2 separate regions of the Homo sapiens genome follow, and region 1 is linked to region 2. A link is a loop called in an ENCODE intact Hi-C map of the cell type or tissue named here. Cell type or tissue: PC-9. All regions are shown on one strand. Region 1 has its middle 19 kb from the start of UCN3. Region 2 has its middle 11 kb from the start of AKR1E2.

The links. Peaks named below come from ENCODE experiments on the same cell type or tissue, not always from the same donor. Only the 100,000 strongest peaks of a DNase experiment are listed, where the experiment ranks them.
Region 1: it touches region 2 in a loop (7-fold over the local background); 18 of 110 quality-filtered maps call a loop at or near these places.

Annotation. Positions count from the first base shown.
Region 1 is chr10:5,380,437-5,388,436 of GRCh38, forward strand. No RefSeq gene overlaps it. Among named protein-coding and RNA genes, the nearest start is that of UCN3, 19 kb to the left of the region's middle. RefSeq lists an enhancer at 4,633-5,251. In PC-9, CTCF peaks have their summits at 3,770 (motif pointing left) and 3,975; a DNase peak (open chromatin) is centred at 3,765.
Region 2 is chr10:4,810,776-4,818,775 of GRCh38, forward strand. No RefSeq gene overlaps it. Among named protein-coding and RNA genes, the nearest start is that of AKR1E2, 11 kb to the right of the region's middle. RefSeq lists enhancers at 4,656-5,303, 4,740-4,789. In PC-9, CTCF peaks have their summits at 4,971 (motif pointing right) and 5,177 (motif pointing right); DNase peaks (open chromatin) are centred at 2,366, 4,250 and 4,651; H3K4me3 peaks cover 540 bases; H3K27ac peaks cover 1,028 bases.

The sequences.
Region 1 (8,000 bases), 570 kb after region 2:
GGGACTTCGAGCGTGTACCACCACACCTGGCTAATTTTTCTATTTTTTGTAGAGACGAGGTCTTGCCATGTTGCCCAGGCTGGTCTTGAGCTCCTGGGCTCAAGTGATCCACCCACCTCGGTCTCCCACAGCACCTCATGTCTCCACCCACCTCGGTCTCCCACAGCACCTCATGTCTCCACCCACCTCGGTCTCCCACAGCACCTCATGTCTCCACCCACCTCGGTCTCCCACAGCACCTCATGTCTCTGTCACTTTAGCTCTTGGCTCGTCAATCTCGCTCACGGGGCTCCTGTCTTAATCTGTGGTAATCTCAGTACACGTGTAGATGACCTCTCCCACACCTGGCCTCTCAGCTCCTTAAACATTTCCACTCCCATGACCCTGACCTGCCTCCTGCCTCACCACTCGCTCCCATGACTTTGTCATTACAAGTCACAAACTTTCTGACCACCATGTCCTGTCTTTCCAGCTCACCCTTCCTAGGACAGCAACTCCAACCATCTCCCAACCTCCCCGAAGCCAATAATCCACGGATCCTGCTACCTTTTCACCATCCACCATCCCTCCCGCCACGTCCCGACCTCTCTTCCCTCCTTGCCCGTCTAAATGCCAGAGTGGATTTTATCATCCCTCACTGTGCACACCTGAGATTCCCTCGTTCCACATTTGCCTTGTTTTATTCATTCAAACACGCCATTATTCTGCCCTTGAACCCTGAAGCTTAACACAGCTTAAAACCCACACACACACACCACACACATGCACACAACACACAACACACCACACACCACACACACACACCCCCCACACCACACACACACCCCCCACGCACACACTACACCACACACCCCACACACACCACACACACCACACACCACACCACACACCCCACACACACCACACACCCCACACACACCCCACACACACCCCACACACACCACACACACACACCACACACCACACACCCCACACACACACCACACACACCACACACACACCCCACGCATACACACCACACACCCCACACACCCCACACACACCACACACACCCACCACACACACACCCCACACACACACCACACACCAACCACACACCACACACACCACACCACACACACACACCACACACACCACACACCACACACACCACACACACATACCACACATCCACATATATCACAGACATACACATACCACACCATACACACAACACACACACACACACACACACACACACACACACAGACTGATCTCTCCTTAGAATCCTCACTGGACTCCTCAGATGGGCTCTTCAGATGGCCCAGCGTTTACACCACGCTTCCTTCACCACTCCTGCCCCTACTTCTTAGACTTTCACTCATTTTCTTCTCTCCGCAGACCTCTAGTATATCCTTCCCTTTCCAACCTCAGCTGCTGACTTTACTCCCTTTTCATTAAGAAAATGGGGTGTTTCAGAAGCACGATTTCACAGAAACCTCACCACCGTGTCTTCGCCCGGAGAGCACCTGTACTCACACACTCTGCCTTCCTTCCTATTGAGTTAGTTGAATTGTCCGTGCATCTGTGTAGGGACAACCTCTGTGTCACACTCTAAGTTCCCATCCCCTCTCACCCACTTAAGACATGGATCCAACAACCTTTCTGTCTTCCTCCCACATCTTTGATGCCACCTCCCCCTCTGCATCATTCACACTAGCAAGCAAACCCATTTTTCTTTCTCCAATGCTAGAAACAATACTTTTTAAAAAATAAAAATGGAGACAGGGTCCCACTATGTTGCTCAGGCTGGTCTCAAACTCCTGGGCTCAAGCAATCTTCACGCATCCACCTCCCAAAGTGCTGGGATGACAGGTGTGAGCCACCGCACCCAGCCAACAACTCTTGACTTATCGCCTCTTCCAGAGAGTAGCACGTTACTCTGCCTTCTTTTACAGCAACGCTCTGACAATTTCTCTATACTCTCTTCTTTCTCTCTCCATTCAACCCCCATTAATCCGGCTTGCATCCCTATCATTCCACTGAACCCTCTCTTCAAGGTCAGCCTAAATCCAGCACCCAAGCCCCAGCCCTCACTCACATGACTTAGGAGTATCCTGTAACACATGGGACCACGACCATGACCTCCTCCTGGATAGACTTTTTTCCAACTGGGCTTCCAGGACACTCCACTGCTTTCCTTCTCCCTCCGTGGCTCCCCCTTCTAAATCTTCATTGCTGGTTCTGTTACCAGAAAGGGATCCTGATTCAGACCCCAATAGAGAGTTCTTGGATCTCATGCAGAAAAGAACCCAGGGCAAGTCCAAGGGCCAAAGCAAAGGAATTGAAAGAGCAACTACTCCATAGACAGAGTAGGATGGTCCCGAAAGTAAGAGGAGGAACCTGTCCCCCCTAGGTACAATGCTAGTTTATATATAGGACAAAAGAAGATTGGGGGGATGTCCCCTGCTACAAGGGTTTGTGATAAAGGATTAATTTTCTTAATTACTATTTTTTGCAAGAATCAATATTATTATATTTAAAGCAAACTTAGGCATGCTTCTGTTCTCAAGATATCAGGACATCAGGACACTCCCAAGTCTGAGTCTGTTTAGTAAATGTTATCAATCTGTTCCCTTAACCATAAACATCTTGAGGCCAGGAATACCCAACTTTCTGGGAGTCAGCCCAGCAAGTCCCAGCCTCATTTTCCTAGCGCTCACTCAGGATGGAGTCGGTCTGGTTTGAACTCCTCTAATAGTTCCTCTTACTAGTAATGTTCTCTCCTCAAATATCTGCTGCCTCCCTTGTCACTCCCTTGAAGTCCTTGTCAAAGCTGCTTTCTTTGGAGGCTACAATGCCCACTTTTTTGAAGCTGCAATCCATTCCCTCTTAGTGTCCTCTACTTTTCCCCAAGAGCACCTGCCATCTTTTAACCTGTGGTATAATTTACTACCTTATAGTGTTTATTGTCTTTCACTACAACATAAACTCCATGAGGACTGGGGTTTCTTCTGTTTTGTTCAATGCTGTGTCCCCCATGTCTGGAACTGTGACGAGCACGTGATGGGTGCTCAATAAATAATTGTAAGTGAATCCATTAAATAAGGATGTACTGAAGCTGCTGTGATAAGGAAGCTGTGCCAACTTGGCATTTCAAATACAGCGTTTATAATATTTAAGAGTGTTTGGCCTAATACAATCGTAGTCAGCCATGTAATTCCAATTTTAGAAGTGTAAATGTTGTCAATAAATTTACACTTGTGATCTTAAGTACAAATCTTAATCACTTGTAGACAGCTTTAGAACAGTGAAGAGTACTTAATTACCATAGGTATAGTTTAATTTATTAGATTTTTAAAGAATTATTTACAGTACTTGGGAAAGTTTGTCAAAACCCTCAAAAGAAAATAGAATATATTAAATTTATAGGCAACCTAAAATATTTAAGAGCATTTATCTAAGACTGTAAAAGAGACCCAAAATTCATGTGTATTCCCTTTAAAAGTGATTATACAAATTTTCTAGGCTTATGAATAATAAGATTCACAAGCTGAATGCAAAACCTTAAGAAAGACTGTGGTTATTATCTTTAGTAGATTATTAACTTTTAAAAACAAAAGAAAATCTATAAATAGTATTTTTCTCGATGCGTCAGTACTCATGTACACACACACACACACACACACACACACACACACACACACACACACACACACACACAACCTCTAGAGCATGAAAAACTCATCTCAACAGTGGATCAGTTATTTAAGGACTTCACTAGTGCCCTCCAGTGGCTGAACAGAGAAACAACACATGTACGTTGAAGAATAAATTTTATTTTATTTTACTTTATTTCTTTGAGACAGTCTTGTTTTGTTGCTCAGGCTGTAGCACAGTGGTGCAATCACGGCTCACTGCAGCCTCAACATCCTGGGCTCGTGTGGTCCTCCCACCTCATCCTCCCAAATAGTTGGGACCAAAGTTGCATGCCACGCCTGGCTAATTTTTTTTTTTTTTTTAAGCAGAGACAGGGTCTCACTATGTTGCCCAGGCTGGTCTCGAATTCCTGGGATCAAGTGATCCTCTCTCCTTGGCCTCCCAAAATGCTGGGATTATAGGCATGAGCCACTGCACCTGGCCAATAAATGTTAAATACTTAGTAAAAGCCTAATAAAAATGTAAGGCACTACGTAGGACATACACATTAAACATTTTTTTCATCAGTGAGTACTTACTACAAATTTTCAATGCAGTGAGACATTTCATGGTGTGTCTCCACTGTCCATAAACCCTGGGGTGGAGCAGACAGGTGCTCTGGGAGCTCAGAGAGGACACAAGGAGGAAGATTCTGGAAGTTTCATGGAGCAGGTAACAATAGAACTGGGCTCTAAAGTAGGAATTACATCTGCAGGAAATTAAAATATTTTACCCCAAAATATTTAACTTTTTTTTTTTTTTTTGAAACGGAGTCTTGCTCTGTCGCCTAGGCTGGAGTGCAGTGGCATGACCTTGGCTCACTGCAACCTCCGTCTCCTGGGTTCAAGCAATTATCCTGCCTCAGCCTCCCAAGTCGCTGGGATTACAGATGCCCACTACCATGCCCGGCTAATTTTTTTGTATTTTTAGTAGAGACGGAGGGGTCTCACCATCTTGGCCAGGCTGGTCTTGAACTCCTGACCTCATGATCCACCCGCCTCGGCCTCCCAAAGTGCTGGGATTACAGGTGTGAAACACTGCATCCAGCCATTTAACATTTTTTTTTAAAATGACTGCCACTAGGCCAGCAAATGGAAGTGGCCTTGCAAAGTTGGGGCTTTTGGGGGGAAATTTTGCATCTGTAGAGGATCTCTATGAATGCAGCCATAACCCCACCCCACTTCCTTTATCTTACCCAGATCCAGGAGAGGTTGGGATTCTGACCCTTGAAAGTCTAAAAGAAGCATTTACTATCTATTCTCTCTGAGGGAGACTTCATCTACATAACAAGGCCACCTGTGCTAGCCAAGCCTCTTCCTCTCTCCCTCTCATCAACAGTCTTGCCACTCAACTTCATTGACCAACATAACCTGTTTCTGGCCCTGCTCCGAGTCTGCCCTCTTTACTGTGGCCTCAAGATAGGACATAAGTTCCTGTACCTCTTTGGAAAGTTGTGTCAGAGGTGTTCAAACCAGAGCGACTCCATCTTGAGTGAGGGCTAGAAAATGAGGCTGGGACTTGCTGGGCTGCATTCCCAGAAAGTTAGATATTCGTAGTCTCTAGATGTTTATGGTCAAGGAAACAGATAATTAATGTTTACTAAATAGAGGCAGACTTAGGAGTGTCCTGATATCCCGATATCTTGAGAACAGAAGCATTCCTAATTTTCCTTTAATGATAATAATATCAATTTTTGCAAAATATAGTAATTAGAAAATTAATCCTTTATCACAAATCCTTGTAGCAGAGCATATCTCCCATGATGATTTAATATTATATATAAACAAGTATTATACCTAGGGTAGACAGGTTCCTCCTCTTACTTTCGGGACCATCCTCCTCTGTCTATGGAGTAGCCGCTCTTTCACCACTTTACTTTCTTAATAAACTTGCTTTTGCTTTGCCCTGTGGACTTACCCTGAATTGTTTTTTATGCGAGATCCAAGAACCTTCTCTTGAGGTCTGGATCAGGACCCCTTTCCGGTAACAGTTGAGTCTTCATCCTGAAGGCTCCCGTATATACACATTAAACAAATTTGTTTGCATTTTCTCCTGTTAATCAATCTGCCTCATGCCAGTGATTTTCCAGCAAACCTTGAGGGGACCAATGGCCGTGGCCCCCACACATCACATGATCATGGAGGAAAAAGGATATGCTGGGAAACGGGGGCAAGTCTGGTTGGAATGGAACGCACACAATGACAGTGAAGAATGGAAGAGAAGTTTGAGTCAGAGCTTGCTGGGACAGTCTCTGCGTGCCACACACAGGAGTTTGGGCCTTAGGTTCAGGCGATGGGGAATCATTAAAGCTTTGAGCGAAGGAGCAGGGTAATCCAAGCTGTGCTTCAGAAGGTTCAGTCGGAGAGTAGTGGGTCGGTTGGGTCAGGAAGACAAAACGAAAAGCAGAAGAGCATTTAGACCCCAGTGCACTGGTGAAGGGGAGAATAGTTGAAGAGAAAGAAGGGAATGTGTTCTGGACACATTACCAAAGTAGAATTGATGGAATTCATTCTTCTATTAAAATAAAAACTTTAAACAAATCATATTTAACAGAGTTCAATTGAGCTAAGAACAATTCAAGAATCAGGCAGCCCTGGAACCAGAATAGGTTCAGAATGACTCCAGAGCAGCCACATGGTTGGATTTAATGCACAGAAAAAGGACAGTGACATATGGAAAATGGAAGTGAGGTACAGCTGGATGGATTACACCTCGGCCTCTGCCTTCTTTGAACACAGTTTGAACAGTTGGCTACATGCAGTTGGCTGAAACTATAAGAGTAAGTGACAGGCCAGGCATGGTGGCTCACACCTGTAATCCCAGCACTTTGGGAGGCCAAGGCAAGTGCATCACCTGAGGTCAGGAGTTCGAGACCAGCCTGGCCAACATGGCAAAACCCCATCTCTACTAAAAATGACACAAATTAGCCAGCCATGGCACGCACCTGTAATCCCAGCTACTGGGGAGGCTGAGGCAGGAGAATTGATTGAACCCAGGAGGTGGAGGTTGCAGAGAGCCAAGAGAGCGCCACTGCACTCCAGCCTGGGCAACAAGAGTGAAACTCTGTCTCAAAATAATAATAATAATAATAATAATAAAGAGAGAGAGAAGGTGACAGACTGTTGACACATCCCGTTAGGTCACAGTTCACAATTGTGAAAAGAAAATAAAAACATAGGACCCCAATTCACTCTGCCATAGGAAAAAAGTTAAGCTGAAAGCTGAGTCATACAACAAGCTGCCTTTCCTTTTGTTCTTACTCAGACAGCTACAGACAAAAGGTTAAATATCTCCTTCACTGGTAGCTACTCTAGGGTTACCTTATCTTATATAAGGTGGCAATTTACTGAGCACAAGACGAAAATATCAGTGACTATTCGCCCACGTGCTCCCTTTCTCCTGAACATGTGGATCCGGTAATGGGACCATACCCTCTCTCTTTCATCTCCAGCCCACCCTTCCCTTTTAAGTATTGAAACCCTCGGACAGGTGTGGTGGCTCATACCTGTAATCCCAGCACTTTGGGAGGCCAAGGCAGGCGGATCACCTGAGGTTGGGAGTTCGAGACCAGCCTGACCAACATGAAGAAAGGCCGTCTCTACTAAAAATACAATTAGCCAGGCATGGTGGTATGCGCCTGTAATCCCAGCTACTCGGGAGGCTGAGGCAGGAGAATCACTTGAACCCAGGAGGCAGAGGTTGCAGTGAGCCGAGTTCACACCACTGCACTCCAGCCTGGGCAACAAGAGTGAAACTCTGTCTCAAAAAAAGAAACCCTCAAAGTCATCTTTGCAGAAAGGCACAGACTGCAGACTGTTTCTGTGATTCCATGTTTATTTCTTTCAAGCATGTCCTTTACCCTGGCAAAATGAACTTCTAAATTGATTGAGACCTGTCTCAGATACTTTTTTCATTTACACCATGTACAGAGAAACATTTAGACCCAACTTACAATACGTAGGGAGGCTGAACGTAATCTAATACTACATAGAGAGCAAGCAATGGGCTGGGGCACAGTCAAAAATGATGATGTTGCCTAGGACCTGCTTAAGTGGGAAAGCGATGCCATAACCACTGAAGGAAGAACAGATTTCATTTGAAAAAACAGTTTTTCCAGGGGGAAGTTAAATTTAAGTGTAGCTAAAACATCTGTGAGGATAGGTCCAACAAGTGGGCGGAAATTTTAGTATAAGACTCAAGAAAGAAAGAAAACTTAGACAGTTGTAACAGTTACCGCATAGTGATACTGTGGTTGTGAGTAACATAAATAAGGGCAGGGGAGAGAACCAAGTGTGTCTCCATTAGAGGAAGACAAGGAGGCA
Region 2 (8,000 bases):
GTGTGTGTGTTTGAGAGAAGGCATAGGAAGTTGGAAGGAAGAGAAAGAGGGAAGGAGGGAGGAAGAGTAATAGAGAGAAATAGAAACAGAGAGTGCTGTGTGCATGTGTGTGACATGTGACAGTGTGAGAGTACCTGTGTTTGGAAAGAGCAAAACCAGACACATCACTGTCCACCAAATGCAAGGAAATTGTTTCTTCCCCAGCTTTGAGAACCTGAAAAAATTTTCTAGGAATCCTTCGGCAGCCTCTTGTCCCAGCATAAATGATTCACAGCCTAAAAAGAAAAGACTCCCCTTAGCTTATGAGTTCCTAAGTAGAAAAAGTCCTATTTGGGCTTAGGAGCCATTCCCCCCTCTAAATGATTCAATCCAATAGGGAAGGGGACCACAGGACAGGCTTACGCTCATCAGGACTGTCCTGATTCACGAAGAAAGGGGTGGCCAGGTTCTGCCAGTGTGGATGGAGGAGCAATGCTTGTTGAGTGGACGACCAGTAATGCCTGCCAAACTCCTTCCACTGGGTTCTCCTTTCCTAGTTCTGCAGTACAAGCTTCATGGTCTCAGCTTCTGCCCATCCATCAGTGTCCTTGTTAATGGAGGTGTTCAGGACCCTCTCCCATCACTTCTTCCTCCCCACTCTCCACTCACAACTTTGGGCCTGTCCACCGCCTGAATGCGCTTGACCTGGACATCCATTTATCTAGGAGAGCTATCTCACTTGTGTTCAAATTGGTATTCTCTCCAATAGATAAGACAGAAAATCTGAACTAATCACACACACTTATACACACACAAATGCACTCACACTCAGACACACACATTCATACACAGACATGCACAGAAATACAGACACACACATACACACACACACCAACACATGCACAGACACACAGACACCCTCAGACACACAGAGACACACACAAACACACACAAACTCATGGACACACACACAATGACACAGATGCACAGACTCATTCCAAATCTTTCCTCTTGCCTTGCACTTTTATGATTAGTGAATTAAATCATAACCCACACCATTACCCAAGCCAGGAACCAGTGAATATTCCTGGCTGTTACTCCTCTCTTGAGCCCCACAGTTGCTGCAAGGAGTTGTGTCCTGCTGATGGCTCCCCTTCCACATGTCTCACCACCTTCTCCTCTCCTGCACACTCTGAGATTGTTTAGTGCAGGCCTGTACAATTGCACACAGGTGCTGCCTGTCACCCCAACAGCAGGCTTGTTCTCTCCATCTGCACCCAGAGAGAGGCTTTGCAGCTGGGGGTGCGAATGTGGCAGAATTTCCATCCTTTCCAACACACATTCATTTTATGGCCCAGAATGTGTTCTCTTCTCTCTTGGTGAATGTCCCAAATGCCTGTGAGCAGAATGTGTATTTGCTTCAATTGGGTGTGGTCACTAATGTCCCGGGCAGGGTAGAGTTGTCCAGCTCTTCTGTCTTTCCACAGATTGTCTAGGCACTGATTCTATCCATTACTGTGTTGAAATCTCTAGCTAGAATTGCAGACTTATTTCCCCTTTTCAGTTCTATCAGCTTTTGATTCCTGTATTTTGAAACTCCAATATGAAGCCCACACTCATTTAGGATTAATATGGAAGCCAGCCTTTAAATAAGAATTTTATCTTAAAATTAATATCACTCTGTCATCTTAAGAAGATGTGAGGCCTGTGAGAGCAGGTACTGTGTATTTTGTGTCTGTATTCTTTCTGTTTCACACTGCAACCATAATCGATGATGAATAAATAATGTTCCCTCTTGAAGATCTGGTCCCTGTCTCCAGGGCAGTGCTATGTAAAAAAAAAAGAGCAAATTCCTGCCTTCTAAACACTCCTCCACACCAACAAACACACTGTGCTAGGAAAGCAGCAGTGATGAAGGTGCTGGGCCTCCGGTGGAAAGGTAACACACATTTCCCATCCTCGGGAGCTTGCAGCACCGGCAGGCGGGCCGTTACACAGATAACACAGTATGCTTCTATGCCAGGGTGGACCCAGGAGTCCGTCCTCCCTGTCACTTACGAGACTGGAGTCCTGGAAAAGTTACTGAACTTCTCTGTGCCTTGGTTTATCCATCATGAAAGTCGGGTTAAAAAGAATACCCCACCCCTAGGGTGGAAGTGGGACTTGCTTGAATTGAAACAGTTGGTTTTTAAGTATTTTGCATAGCTGTTATTATTAAATTAACATCAAAAAAGTTGCCTGGTTATTTTAATATGGTCTTCACATAGGCAGTACAGCCGGCCAGATTTAGCATTTGCATTTATAACTGAGTCTCTCTTCTGCCTCCGTGAGACTTCCCAGGAGTTGCTTTGATGCTGCAGGGAGTCACACATCTCCAGATGCATCACTGGTGACTCAGCAAGCACCTGACCTGGTCCGTTACACATGGGGCTTATGTGCTTAACTCCTATGCGATGATGATTCTTCTCTAGTTCTTGGGGGTCGTTCCCTTTCTCCTACTGTACTGGCTGTTTAAAGTCAGCACTGTATGAGTTGCATACATAAGCCAAATGTCATTGACTTCTTCTTTTTTTTTTTTTTTTTGACAGTCTTACTCTGTTGCCCAGGCTGGAGTGCAGTGGTGTCATCTCGGTTCATTGTAACCTCTGCCTCCTGGGTTCAAGCAATTCTCGTGCTTCAGTCTCCAGAGTAGCTGGGATTACAGGCATGAGCCAACGTGCCCAGCTAATTTTTTTTTTTTTGTATTTTTAGTAGAGACAGGATTTTGCCACGTTGGCCAGGCTGGTCTCAAACTCCTGGTCTCAAGTGATCAACCCACCTTGGCCTCTCAAAGTGCTGGCATTACAGGCATGAGCCCTTGAGCCCAGCATAGATGTCATTGAAATTCAAGGGGGAAATCATTTGGAATGATCACAGCGACTGGTCCAGAGATGACTAACAGCTTAAAATGACCCCACCTGAAACAGCGGCGATCAGTGGAATGTCCAAGTATATATATATATATTTTTTTAATGAAGCTCTTTTGGACCAGAAACCCTAAGAATGTTTAGTCTGGAGTTCCATAATTATAAAAAAAATCTTCTGAAGTTAATCACCGTTTTTATCTGAAACCATACTCTAACTCAGTAACTCTTTCTCAGGGTTTACTTTCTCTTGAGCCACAAGCATCCATTTGTCCCCTACCAAAGGGACTAGACTTTCATGATGGATAAAAGGACACTAGTGCCAGGTAGCTTCTGCTTCTAAATTTTGGTTTAAAAAATGAAACATCTCCTTTTAGATATTCTAAAAAGTCATCTCCCCTAAAATCATGAAGCCTGGTTTATAAACTTTATAGAAGAAACTAGGTCTTTGAGGCTAACACATATTAGTGTATTAAAAAATACGGTAAACCAGCCGGGCACAGTGGCTCACGCCTGAAATCCCAGCACTTTGGGAGGCCAAGGCAGGTGGATCACTTGAGGTCAGGAGTTTGAGACAAGGCTGACCAACATGGTGAAACCCCGTCTCTACTAAAAATACAAAAATTAGCCAGGCTTGGTGGCATGCTCCTGTAATCCCAGCTACTCGGGAGGCTGAGGCACGAGAAAGGCTTAAACCGGGAGGCAGAGGTTGCAGTGAGCAGAGCTCCCATCACTACACTCCAGGTTGGTCAACAGAGCAGGACTCTGTCTCAGGAAAAAAAAAAAAAAAAAAGGTAAACAAACATTGCCTTAAACAAAAATTGTATCTTATAAGATTTTACAAGTTGCACATTATCAACACATTCTAGTTAAATGCTTAAAAATTACTTCACAATTAACCCTATGGATTTTTAAAAGAAGGAAAGCTTAGACACAAACTCAGGAGCCAGATTGTTTTCCAACCCTTGGGCCTGCCACTTACTAAGTGTACCAGCCTCCCTCGGAGTCACTCTATTCCTCGTGGAATCTGAATAGTAAGTGTACACTTGACAGAACATACGGAGTGGTAATGTGAAACAAAAATATAGAATATTTAAAGGACTTACCTAACAGTAAGAAAAAAAATAAGTTCACTTAAAAGTGTTTTTATTTTCTTATTTGCAAAACACCCCTTATTGTGGTAAGGTCTAACAATATACTATACATGTAAAAGTTTTACAGAAAATTACTGTAGCTTTCGATAATTTAATATATAACTGAAATACTTGAGATGGCATAATTCGATTTTATGTCAGTAATATCGAGTGAGACTAATCAAGATAGCAAGATTATGTTGCAAAATTAAAATGAGGAAATTGAGAGGATTTCTCAGGCTTCTGTGAGTCACTGCCTGGGCTGTATTAATAGTTTCATTGTGCTAGGTGCAGTGGCTCATGCCTGTAATCCCAGCACTTTGGGAGGCCAAGGCGGGCGAATCACCTGAGGTCAGGAGTTCAAGACCAGCCTGGCCAACGTGGTGAAACCCCGTTTCTACTAAAAATACAAAAATTAGCTGGGCATGGTGGCAGGCGCCTGTAATCCCAGCTACTCGGGAGGCTGAGGCAGAAGAATCGCTTGAACCCGGGAGGCGGAGGTTGCAGTGAGCCGAGATTGCACCATTGCACTCCAGCCTGGGTGACTATAACGAAACTTCGTCTCAAAAACAAAACAAAACAAAGCGAAAAAACAAAAAAAGTTTCATTGTTTCACCTCCACACAGCTCTGTCTGCATTTTGAGCAATGGCCACCAGAGGGCAGGAAGAACCAATCTATAAAGCACACAAGGGTTTCACCAACTTTGAAGTCCTCCGTTAGAAGGCAAGTTGTCCACTAATATGTAGGAACGATTAATGGCCACCAGAGGGCAGGAAGAACCAATCTATAAAGCGCACAAGGGTTTCACCAACTTTGAAGTCCTCCGTTAGAAGGCAAGTTGTCCACTAATATGTAGGAACGATTAATGGCCACCAGAGGGCAGGAAGAACCAATCTATAAAGCGCACAAGGGTTTCACCAACTTTGAAGTCCTCCGTTAGAAGGCAAGTTGTCCACTAATATGTAGGAACGATTAATGGCCACCAGAGGGCAGGAAGAACCAATCTATAAAGCGCACAAGGGTTTCACCAACTTTGAAGTCCTCCGTTAGAAGGCAAGTTGTCCACTAATATGTAGGAACGATTAATGGCCACCAGAGGGCAGGAAGAACCAATCTATAAAGCGCACAAGGGTTTCACCAACTTTGAAGTCCTCCGTTAGAAGGCAAGTTGTCCACTAATATGTAGGAACGATTAATGGCCACCAGAGGGCAGGAAGAACCAATCTATAAAGCGCACAAGGGTTTCACCAACTTTGAAGTCCTAACTTAGAAGGCAAGTTGTCCACTAACATGTAGGAACTATTTTTAATTATACCATTATTTTCCCTCAATTTTATTTATAAATTAATGAATTCACAAAATATTTCCAAAGCTCAAGTGAAGTACATCCTAATCAACTTGATTTACAATTTGTGATTTTTCTCTGAATCAATCTATAAATAATCAATAAGAAGATAATTATTTAGAAAATGAGGCTCCGAAAAATATGTTGGCTTTACATTTTTTGCCTGTGCAAGTAAATATAAAAATGTCTTTTCTCACATTTCTTCCATTTATAAACCGTTTTTAAAAATCATAAATTAAGACATGTGTGTTTTAAAAGTCTCACAACATGCAGCATTTTAAAAATTGTCTTATGCTTTACTGCTCCCTCCCGTAGGTAATCACTGTTACATTTCTCATTTACTGCAAAATTCTCTGTGCATATGGAGCACATAGATGGATAGATAGATGGGGTGTGTGTGTGTATATGAATGTGTATGTGTCTTTGGGGTGAGTGTGTCTATGTGGGTGTATGTATGTGTGTCTATTTGTGTTTATTTGTGTCTCTGTGTATGTGTATGCATATTACATATGTGTATGCACGTGTGTGTATACAGTATATGTGTGTGTGTCTGTGTACTTGTGTCTGTGTATTTGTGTGTCTGTGAGTACATCTTTGTGTGTATGTCTATGTGCCCATGTCTGTGTATTTGTATGTATGTATGTGTGTATTTACATATGTGTATGTTTGTATATGTATGCATATGTGTATATGTGTGTGTATGTATATACAGTATATTAAGTGTTTGAATGTATGTATCATATTTATCAAATTCCACGTTGTATTAATTGTTCTCACACTGCTATAAATGACTACCTGACACTGGGTCATTTATGAAGAAAAGAGGTTTAATTGACTCACAGTTCTGCATGGGTGGGGAGGCCTCAGGAAACTTACAACCTTGGCAGAAGGCAAAGGGGAAGCCAGCACATCTTAACATGGCCGATCAGGAGAGAGAGAGAGGGAAGCGGGTACTGTCACACACTTTTAAACCATCAGATCTCATGAGAACTCACTATCACGAGAACAGCAAGGGGGAATCTGCCCCCATGATGCAATCACCTTCCACCTGGTCCCTCCCCCAACACTGGGAATTACAAGTCAACATGAGATTTGGGTGGGGACATAAAGCCAAACCATATCACACGTCTTGCTTTTTCACTGAATGTGGGACCTTGGACACTTTCCCTATCAGCATGTGTGGCTGCACCACATGGATTTCAGTAGTGGCAGAATATTCCCTTCTATAGATTCCACAATTCATCCAATCAGTCTTTATTCTTCCAATTTAAGGCAAAACAAATTCCAATGTAAAAGCTTAAGGCCAGGCGCAGTGGCTTACACCTGTAATCCCAACACTTCGGGAGGCCAAGGTGGGCGGATCACGAGGTCAGGAGATCGAGACCATCCTGGCTAACATGGTGAAACTCCATCTCTACTAAAAATACAAAAAATTAGCTGGGCGTGGTGGCAGGCGCCTGTAGTCCCGGCTACTGGGGAGGCTGAGGCAGGAGAAAGGCGTGAACCCGGCAAGCAGAGCTTGCAGTGAGCCAAGATTGTGCCACTGCACTCCAGCCTGGGCGACAGAGCAAGAGTCCGTCTCAAACAAAACAAAACAAAACAAAAAAACAACTTAAATTAATATTAAAAATAGTTGTTGTTTCCTTCCAGTGGACTTAATTCCAACCAGGCTGGTGAAGAAGCCAGTTGGATAGCCAGTCCCTGCTGAAGGTGGATGGCCCCTGCTCTTGTCTCCCGGTTATCAGGCTCTCGCTGCTTTTGGGCCAGAGGAACAGGGCGTCCTCCTTGAGGCTGCGAGTCGTCCCTCTGAGTGCCTCTCACCAAGGGATGAAGCAGCAGCCATTTGGCCAGAGAGCAGTCACTCACCCATCCTTGGGTCCAGGAGAGGCATTGCAGGCTTTACCCTCAGATCTTTCTTTCCAAAGCTCCTTCTCTTCACCCTGTATCCAGGGCACTTGGCCTGAAGAGCCTTTGTCTTCTGGAAGCTTCTGCTGCCTTCCCTGCCCAGATCCCTCAGACAAGGAGCTGTAAGGCCCAACTCCAGGAGGAAATAAAGGAAGAGGGAAGAAGGAGAAGCAGAGAGAGGAGAGATGCATAAATTAATACCTCCAGAAGCAGCCTTGCTACAGACACATCATTTGTTCCTATTTTTTTCTCTGTGTCACACAGTGCTATAATGCAGAGGAACTGCTGCTTCGAAGGGTACGTGCCTGCACAGTCTGAGATTGGCAAGTTGCTATCCCCTGTGTGTCCCCATCGAGGGGGACAAGACCCTTTCCTTCCACATTCTCATGTGTACACGACGGGGCTTTAACATTTACTCATATATATACCATCTTCTTGTCATCTAGAGTTTCAATTCTTTCATTATAAAGAATGTGGTAATTGTTCATTTGTTTACATCTTTATCATTTATATTATTCTCCTAAATTCTTGCCCAAGACATTTGAAGCACCCTAAAACAAGAAGGCATATCTGGGTAGTTCAAACTAAGATTTTATGAAAAGATGCAAATCATTTACAGAAAGGACAAATATATTCTAGACATCTGAGATTGAATTGTTGTAAATTTGACTATGAGCTATAAAAGCTGACATATAATATCAACAATATTATTATCTAATATTATCTAATATTAG